Linked DNA regions of Homo sapiens: region 2 is linked to region 1. A link is a loop called in an ENCODE intact Hi-C map of the cell type or tissue named here. Cell type or tissue: endothelial cell of umbilical vein. All regions are shown on one strand. Links, peaks and the distances in the headings refer to the core of each region. The heading gives the core; the rest is flanking DNA.

The links. Hi-C counts contacts between places; a loop is a spot of excess contacts. Peaks named below come from ENCODE experiments on the same cell type or tissue, not always from the same donor. Only the 100,000 strongest peaks of a DNase experiment are listed, where the experiment ranks them.
Region 2: it touches region 1 in a loop (8-fold over the local background); 24 of 110 quality-filtered maps call a loop at or near these places.

What each region holds. Positions count from the first base shown.
Region 1 is chr14:67,881,294-67,887,297 of GRCh38, forward strand. It overlaps RAD51B (RAD51 paralog B), which reads left to right. Exons shown (of 11, transcript NM_133510.4): 6 at 4,576-4,695; 7 at 5,728-5,911. Among named protein-coding and RNA genes, the nearest start is that of RAD51B, 65 kb to the left of the region's middle. In endothelial cell of umbilical vein, for the core only: no CTCF peak of the experiment used is centred there; a DNase peak (open chromatin) is centred at 2,648.
Region 2 is chr14:68,842,537-68,846,536 of GRCh38, forward strand. No RefSeq gene overlaps it. Among named protein-coding and RNA genes, the nearest start is that of ZFP36L1, 51 kb to the left of the region's middle. RefSeq lists an enhancer at 1,064-1,576. In endothelial cell of umbilical vein, for the core only: a CTCF peak has its summit at 1,592 (motif pointing left); a DNase peak (open chromatin) is centred at 1,575.

The DNA.
Region 1 (6,004 bases), core at 977-4,976:
ATGCCCAGTGTATAATAAGGTCTCTTTATTCTTCACCTTGTGTAAACCCGAACTGTTCTCACCCTGTGTGGGCACTAGGAAGTGTTCAGTCTGATACTTTCTGGTGGTTCTTTCCTCAACCTCAAGTAGTTTCCCTTCACACATGTGCAGATTAGTTCTCAAGTGGCCCTCTCTGCAGATCTTTGCAGTGCTCACTCTGCACACCTGCTTCCTCTCTGGTACTCTGCCCCATAAGTTCTAGCCACCTTAGCTTTCCCAAACTCCGATCCCCATCTCCTCAACTCAGGTTGTCTACCAGGCTCTGTTTACTTTCCCTTTCTTGTGTTGCAGCCTGGAAACTGCCTCTGGAGCAAACTGAGGTGATTGTAAGCTCATTGTGTTTGTTTCCTTTCTCTCAAGGATTACAGTCTCAAGCTTTCTATTGTTCAGTACCTGAAAACTCTTATTTCATGTATTCTGTCTGATTTTCTACTTATTATTTTAGTGCAATTCATGTACCAGTTAATCCTTTGTGGGCTAAAGTGGAAATCCCTTCTTTCATTCTCTCTTGAGTTCACTCTATCCAGGCTTAAGTTTCCAGCTCTATAATGCAACTGATTTAAAAAATTTTATCCAACCCAATAGCAGCATTCGAAAGAGTTGATCACTCACTTTTTCTTGAAAAGCTCTCTTCCCTTGACTTTTTATTTTTTTAGACAGGTTCTCACCTAACTCTGTCACCCAGGCTGGAGTACAGTGGTGCTATCATGGTTCACTGCAGCTTTGACCCCTCAGACTCAAGCAATCCTCTCACCTCAGCCTCTCGAGTAGCTGGGACCACAGGCATATGCCACCATGCCCAGCTAATTTTTTAATTTTTAGTACAGATAAGGTTTTGGTATGTTGCCCTGGTTGGTCTTAAACTTCTGGGCTCAAGAGATCCTCCTGCCTTGGCCTCCTAAAGTGTTGGGATTATAGGCATGAGCCACCATGCCCAGCCCACTTGGCTTCTTGGAACTATTCTCTCTTCTTTTACACCTACCTTCTTGGTCACCTCCTCCTCTCAGTCCCTTTTGCTGGATCCTCCTCATCATTTTAACTTCTAGGCTTTGGGGAATCCCAGAACTCAGTCCTAGGACCTTTTCTCTTCTATATCTGTACTCAATCCCTAATATCATCTGGTCTTATGATCTTTAAAATCTTTTATAGGCTGTAACTCCTATTGATATCTGAATTCTGAGCTTTCCCATGAACTTCAGATTCATATTCATTTGCGTAATGACATGGAACTTGGATAGGTTTACATACATGGATTTCCTGATATGTCCAAAACTGCATTTTTGTTTCCCCCATGAAGGAAATAAAACATGCAAATAACACCAATAACCAAAACCTTTATGTGAATCTTGTCTTTTCTGCTTCAATAAAGTTGTGATTCCATTCTTCTAGACACTCACCCAATTAGTCAAGAAATTCTTTCTTTTTTTTTTTGAGACGGAGCCTCACTCTGTTGCCTAGGCTGAGTGCAGTGGCGTGATCTTGGCTCACTGCAACCTCCATCTCCCAGATTCAAGCGATTCTCTTGCTTCAGCCTCCCGAGTAGCTGGGATTACAGGCGCCCGTCACCACACCTGGCTAATTTTTGTATTTTTAGTAGAGACGGGGTTTTGCCATGTTGGCCAGGCTGGTCTTGAACTCCTGACCTCAGGTGATCCGCCTGCCTTGGCCTCCCAGGGTGCTGGGATTGCAGGCGTGAGCCACCGTGCCCGGCCAAGAAATTCTTTCAGCTCCTCTTTTGAACTATATCTTGAGTCTAGTTACTTCTCATCACTTGACCTGTTACTTCCCTGGGTGAGGTCACTACCAGCTCTTAACTGGTCACTACCAGCTCTTATCTGTGCTAGCTGATCTCCTTGCTTTCATTCTTGCCCAAGCCTCTTCTCCATTGGGCAGTTAGAGCAGTCCTTTTAAAAAAAGAAGTCAGATCATGTTGTTCCTGCTTCTAGGCTTCCTATTTTGCTAAATAAAAGCTAAAAAAAAAAAATACCACTTTAGCAAAAAAAAAAAAAACAAAAACCACAGACCTAAAGGTCTTATGTGATCTTGGCCTTGGCTAGCTCTTTGTTTTCTTTTATTCTCCCTCTTACTCTCTGTGTTCCAGATACTTTAGTCTCTTTGTTGTTTCTCAGACACACCAGGCATCTTTCCACATGTAAGCTTTTGCACTTGTTATAATTCTCTATTCTTGTGTGCTGTTTCACTGGGTATCCACATGGTTCATTTTCTTATCTCTTTTAAGCTTTTGCTCAAATGTCACCTTATTAATAAGGCTTTGTCAGTTCACCTGACATAAAATATAAAATAGCGCTAGCCCCACCTGTCACATTCTATTCTCTCATCCTGCTTCATTTTCCTCTACAGCCTTATTACCTCATATATAATATATATTTATTTGTTTGTCTTCCTCAGTAGAATTTAAACCCTATGAGGTAAGGGCTTTTCTTTTTCTTTTGGTAGTGGTGGTTGTTCATTGCCATATTCTCAGCACCCAGAACAGTGCCTGGCATATAGTAGGTCCTCAATAAATATTTGTTGAATGAATGGATCTTAGTGCTCATTTTGAAAAGAATGCTTTTTATAAACAGATATCCACTAGATGGCATTATTTTCAAACTTTATGTAATTAATGTCTGGGAGCAAATGATAGGTTATTTTCTGTTTTTTGCCCTAAACAAAAAAGATCTTTGCAATGAAGATTGTCACAAGAAGTTACTAGGATGAATGTGAGGCATGTCGAATATTGCATTTATATTTGGTTTTTGATTTATATATTTTTAGATGTTTATTATAAAATAAAAAACATTTAGAGAAACAAAATTACAGCATATTGGTGTGTAAATGATCCATTTAATACAGTTATTTAGCATGGTAACTGTGAACAAAGGTTGTTCATGTCTATCCATTGACCACCATTCCTTTTGTGAGGCCTTCAGCAATGGCAAAGCAGCAGTAAGTTCCAGAGCCTTTCATTACTGAAGCCACTAGTGGAAATCCAGAAAATTGTCAGCTGTTCAGTTCTTGTTGCTAATGAGCTAGGTACTCTCAATCTGGTTCCTAATCAACTGGGCATTCAAATTTTGAAAAATTTCCATGTTTCTAGAAGATGTTGCCAGACCTATCCTGTTAAAAACTGGTAGGTTCTAAGTGCCAGAGATTTTTAGCTGACTTCTCTGACCAGCACTAAACTCAGCAAATAGTTTCCCTAATCAAAAATTTACACTTTTCCCCCAAACCCTCAGGATTTGGCTGCTCTGCCTGTGCCAATGCCATCTCATTTCTTGATTTCCTCCCTTACCTCATTTCCTTCTTCCATTTCAATCCCTGTGCCTCTCTTAAGCTCTTTTCCTGGATGGTTATTTGATCCATTTTATTCTCACTCTTCACACCTCTTTTGGTACTATTCCTTATTCATGAAGTATTTTTTCCTCTTCCTGTTCAACTTAGCTATGTATATTTTTCTTTTCAAATTGTTCAAAAATACACTTAAAAACAGTTGTTGAAGTTCTCTCTTCTCTTTTCCTGTTTTGGGCTTTTCTCTTTTATTTCTGATCATAGCAAATGTAAGGACTTGTTTTGGTTATGTTTTTAAAGTTCCCAGCTTCTTCTCAGAACTCTAACTATTTAGAAATGAAAACACTGTTCTTTTGTACTTTTGAGTCTCTAAATGGAAAACAAAATATAGGATGCTTTTTGAGTTTACAGCCTCTCCTCCCAGTTCCCCTGGGATGGCTAAGTACTAGGGCTGATAAAATGTCATTTCATTTAAAATGAAATGTGATGGTTAAACTCAAAACATTTAAAATGAAATGAGATGGTTAAACTCAAAGACTTATATTTTTAACATTTTTAACCATAAATATGAGAAATTTCTAGTAATGCTTTCCATATCTTATAATATGAATGATGGCATTTTAACTTGTCACTCTCTTGTGTTTGGCCTACTGCATGTATTAAACTGGCTTTGAGGCCAGAATTCAGTGTTTAGAAAATCATGTTTTGTTTACTAAGAAAGTATTGGAACATTAATTTATTTGGGCCATAATTTAAAGGAATTATTGCATAGCATTAATTTGCATGAATTGTTTCAATTGAGAAAGTGTATTTTTCTGGAATGAGACATGAAGACTTACTGATATCTATTATAATACAATATACCATATTTGTTCAAATATACTTATTTCATTCAAGAAAATGAAAGCATTCTTATTTAGTAAACATATCTTATAGCTGCTACTCTAAATATCACTTACAAAAAACATATTTAATCCCAGAAAGATAAATCTCAAGAGACATTGTTGTTTGCTCAAGATTAGATGAGATCCAACAGCCCTTGCTGGTTGCATGCTCTGACTGCTAACCTCTGTTAGTGCTTACAAAAGAGAGCTTAATTCTAAATCTGTATATTAAGCCATTTTGCTTATACCTGCTCTATTGATAAGGCTTAGGAGTTTCTCAAGTAAAATTAATTAGAGATTCAGCAATGTGGCTTTAAGTAGAATTGACTGTTTTCGTTTGTGCTATTTTTTTCACCCACAGACTGGTTGAAATAGCAGAATCCCGTTTTCCCAGATATTTTAACACTGAAGAAAAGTTACTTTTGACAAGTAGTAAAGTTCATCTTTATCGGGAACTCACCTGTGATGAAGTTCTACAAAGGTATGCTGCTTTAGATTTTGATTTTTTAGTAATGCGTTGAAGGTTTATGTTTTATCTTTTATGTTTCAGCTTCTAAGTGAAAAAAGTCTTTATAGGTTAGAATTATGTGGAGTAACTTTTTCAGTGTTCTTCTTTGTTATAGCCTTTTGGTTGAAGTCTTTCTTGAAAAACAAAAAAAATTAAATGAATAAAATGTTCTGTATTTAATTAATTAAGTGGTGTATTATTTATCTATTGTTTCATTAACAAATTGTCTCACAGTTTAGTAGCTTAAAACAGCAAATACATATTATTTCACATAGTTTCTGAGGGTTAAGTGTCTGGGAGTAGCTTAGCTGGGTGTTTCTGGCTCAATGTCGCTCAAGAGGTTATAGTCAAGCTGGTGGCCAGGGCTGCAGTTATCTTAAGGCTTGACTGGAGCTGGAGTACCTGCTTCCAAGCTCCCTAATATAGTTGTTGGAAGCCCTCTGTTTCTTGCTGGCAGTGGGCAAGAGACCTTTGTTCCTTACCGTCTGGGCCTCTCCATAAATCACAACATAGCAAGTTGCTTTCCTCAGAGTAAGTGACCTGAGAGACTGGGCAAGTGAAAGAGTACCCAAGATGGAAGCTGTAGTCTTTTATAACCCACACTCAGAAATAAGGTACCATGATCTTGTCATATGCTTGTGGTCATACAGATCAAGTCTGGCACACTGTGGGAGGGACCTATACAAGGATGCAAAATACCAAGAGGAGGGAGTAAGTGTGGGCCATTTTGCAGACTGGCTACCACAAGTAGTTTTACCCCAGAATTGGAGCGTTAACATTATCTTAGGAGAATCAAGGAATTCTGAAACTACACAGAAACAGTTTGCTCTGTTTCCAGAAAAGTATGATATGTCTACAAGTTAGGTTTACTGAATTCTTGCAAATCATTACTGTAACTTAGGAAAGAATAGTTTATTGTTTTTAAGTTGCTTAGCCTTTGCAATACCTTTATTTATTTATTTTATCTTAAATTTATTGACTATTTTATAAATTCTTCTTTTATAGGATTGAATCTTTGGAAGAAGAAATTATCTCAAAAGGAATTAAACTTGTGATTCTTGACTCTGTTGCTTCTGTGGTCAGAAAGGAGTTTGATGCACAACTTCAAGGCAATCTCAAAGAAAGAAACAAGTTCTTGGCAAGAGAGGCATCCTCCTTGAAGTATTTGGCTGAGGAGTTTTCAATCCCAGTAAGTTTTTCTTTTTTTCTCTTTTTTCTTTTCCTTTCTTTTGTTTCTTTTATATTACATTCACTGACTTATGGTATCAAATAATAAAATTAG
Region 2 (4,000 bases), core at 1-4,000, 960 kb after region 1:
TGCACTTCTAACAAGCACCCAGGAGCAGCTGCTGCTGGTGAGTCTTTGGACCACACTTTGAGTAGTGAGGACTTAGAATCTCACCCTCCTACCTCTTCACCTTTGTTCCCACGAGTTCTTTCTTTTCCAGCTTGAATTGCTTTTCCCATCCCGCGCATTTGTCTTGGCTGTGCCTATCCATATCCCACCTTTTCTAATCCCTCCTTTTCCAGCAGATGACAACTGATATTAATGATCATGATGAATGACAACAACAACAATCACTTGTGAGACCTTACTAGCTGCCAGGGACTATGCTGCATGCTTCAAAAGGATTATTGTGTTTAATCCTCTTAACAGCCCTATGAGGTCAATACTAATATTGCTCCCAGTTTACAGATGAAGAAACTGAGGTATAGGGAGGTTAAGTATTTGCCCAAGGTCATATAGGCTCAGCCATCTGGATGCTTCCCTTGGCTCCAGTTGCTGACAACCTTATGGTAACAGTCTTTGTGTGTGTGTGTGTGTGTGTGTGTGTGTGTGTGTGTGTGCACTTGTACACTGGCACATTTTCACTTTCCACCAAGATTACACTGTCCCTGAGGGTAGAGACAAAATAATTCTCTTTCTCTCTTCCCTTTGTCTTTATCTCCCTGCCTCTTTCTCTCTATCTCTCTCCCTCTCTTCCCAACTACAGCCTTTGCCAAAGCAAGGCCTCTTCTTCAAAATAGGACACACCCCTCCCAGCCTCATCTGTGACCAGGGCACAGGGTGCCACTCTCCCCTCCCACAGGCTCAGGCTGGGCATCCCCCAGCTCGAAGCTCCCTGCTCTTGCCCTGTGACCCCCAGTAGCCACTCTCTTCCCTTGCCCTGGTTCAGCTGATCCCTATTCCCCGATGGCTCCTTCCAGTCTAGTCTCCCCATCCCAGGGAGTCTGGAGTCTGGGCAGTGGCCTGGACCCCTTGAGAAAGTTGCCCTACTCCCTCCCCAAACACACCTCAACAACCCCCTTAGATCCTGGTCACTGCTATTTCCTGCCCACCCCCCTCCGCCCCCCGTCCTGCAGGCTCTGTGAGGGCAGGGACCAGGCCTGTCTTGTCACAGCTGTGTCACCAGTGCCTGGCATTTAGTCACAGTAGGTGGGTGAAGGAGGGGCTCTCCCAGCCTGGCCTGGGCTGGGCAGAGCATCTTCAGCCCACCCAAGTAATCTTGCACCCATTCGGTCTCTGTTACCCTCCCGCCTAAGCCCAGAAGCCCACAGGCCCGGGACTTGCTGTCCTCAGACCTAGGATACTTCCCACTCCAAGCCCCAAATCCTACCCTGCCGTTCCCAGCCCTTCTCCAGCACCCCTCCCTCTTCACAAAGGCTGCTTGGCGGTTTCTCTCCGCCCTCCCCAAGACTGCTCTTGGGAGGGTATGTTGCTTTCCCAGACAAGCTCAGCGATGCAATTTCTCCTCCTAAGAGGTTAGGCTAATTGCTCTTCCCAGAAGAAAATCCTCAGAGGTTTTCCTTGTGGTGGACTGGAAGGTTTGAAAATTATATGTTCAGGGCAACATCGGGTTACTATATTAAATCCAGTTTCACGGATCGCGGCCACGGGGAGCACAAGCGCCACCTGCTGGCCCACAGCGAGATTCCAAGAGAGGACGAGACCTGAGCACAACCAGCTCAAGACGCACAGTCCCCGGTCACCGTCAATCAAGTGTCCGGTCCTCCATTTCGCTTTGGTTTTTCTCATTGTTGGAGTTTTTTTTTTTATTGATACATCATAGTTATACATATTTTGGGGGTGTCTGTGATTTTTTAAATTTAATTTATTTCTTATTCTGTTTCTTCCCCCCACCCCTCTTCTTTTGGGACAGGATCCCCATCTGTGGCCCAAGCTGGTCTCAAACTCCCGGCCTCAAGCTATTCTCCCACCTCAGCCTCCCAAAGTACTGGGGTCACAGGCGTGATCCCCACGCCCAGCCTCAGGTGATATTTTTATTACATGTGTACAACATGTAAAGAGAAAATCAGACACCCATCACCCCAAACATTTATATCTACTTTGTGTCAGAAACATTATAAGTCTTCTAGCTATTTTGAAATATACAATACATTATTGTTAACTATAATTCCCCTGCAGTAGTATCAACTACTAGATCTTATTCCCTCTGTCTAGCTGTATGTTTGTACCCATTAGCCAACCTCTCTTCATCTTCCCCAGCCCCCTTCCCAGCCTCTGTTAACTATCATTCAACCCTCTAGCTCCATGAGATCCACTTTTGTTTTTAGCTTCCACATGACTGAAAATATGTGGCATTTGTCTTTCTGTGCCTGGCTTATTTCACATAACATGATGACCTCCATTCCACCCATGTTGCTGCAAATGACAGGATTTTATCATTTTTTATAGCTAAATAATATTCCATTGTGTATATACGTCACATTTTCTTTCTTTATTCATCCATTGATGGACACTTATGTTGATCTGTATCTTGGCCATCAGGAATAGTGCTGCAGTAAACAGGAGGGCAAATATCTCTTCAATATACTTATTCCCTTTCTTTTGGATATACGTGTGTGTGTGTGTGTGTGTGTGTGTGTGTGTGTGTGTATCCAGCAGGTTTTTCTCATTTTAAAAACTCCATAGAAATAGTGATGTCTAATGTACTAACTCTTACATATGTAAATTGTGTGGTTTCCAGGGATACAGAGACTTAACAAATAGCAGACATGGCTGGGCGCAGTGGTTTACGCCTGTAATCCCAGAACTTTAGGAAGCCGAGGCAGGTGGATCTACCTGAGATCAGGAGTTCGACACCAGCCTGGCCAACATGGTGAAACCCTGTCTCTACTAAAAATACAAAAATTACCTGGGCGTGGTGGCAGGCACCTGTAATCTCAGCAATTCAGGAGGCTGAGGCAGGAGAATCGCTTGAACCCAGGAGGCGGAGGTTGCAGTGAGCCGAGATCACGCCATTGCACTCCAGCCTGTGTGGCAAGGGCAAAACTCCGTCTAAAAAAAAAAAAAGACATATACTTTATAAACATTAGGAAAAAAATTTGTGTTTGTATACACACACATACATACATACAAATGCACAAAGATACCTCTACCACTTCTTCTCTTCTTATCATTATTATTCTTTTTTTTTTTTCTTTTAAGACAGTGTCAGGCCAGGCGCCGTGGCTCATGCCTGTAATCCCAGCACTTTGGGAGACCAAGGCGGGTGGATCACGAGATCAGGAGATCGAAACCATGGTGAAACCCTGTCTCTACTAAAAATACAAAAAAATTAGCCAGGCGCAGTGGCGGGCGCCTGTAGTCCCAGCTACTCGGGAGGCTGAGGCAGGAGAATGGTGTGAACCCAGGAGGTAGAGCTTGCAGTGAGCCCAGATCGCGCCACTGCACTCCAGCCTGGGTGACAGAGCGAGACTCCATCTCAAAAAAAAAAAAGACAGTGTCTTATTCTGTCACCCAGGCTGGAATGCAGTGGTACAATCTTGGTTCACTGGTGCCTTCACCTCCTTGGCTCAAGGAATTCTCCTGCCTCAGCCTCTTGAGTAGCTGGAACTACAGGTGTGTGCCATGACATCTGGCTAAGTTTTTAAAAAAATTTTTTTAGGGATGGGGGTCTCACTATGTCACCCAGGCTGGTCTTGAACTCTTGACCTCAAGCAGTCCTCCCACCTTAGCCTCCCAAAGTGGTGGTATTACAGGCATGAGCCACCATGCCTGGCCTCTCTGTCACTTCTTACATCAAATTTGGTTATGCAGTTTTTATCCTATTAGATTGTTTTAAAGTCCTAGTTGAACAAATGGTTTTTTTCAAACACTAATGTAGGAATGTTAATTAGAAGTAATTTTAAGTCTTTTAAATTATAAAAGCACATATTCATTAATGCAGCAATTCCTTCACTGGTAACGAACCCTACAGATACATTCATGTTCATGGGTGTAAAGATGTATGTACAGGGATTCCTCTGAAGCCCAGTTAATAGTAGCAAAAAAACTGGGACTCACCAGTAGGGCA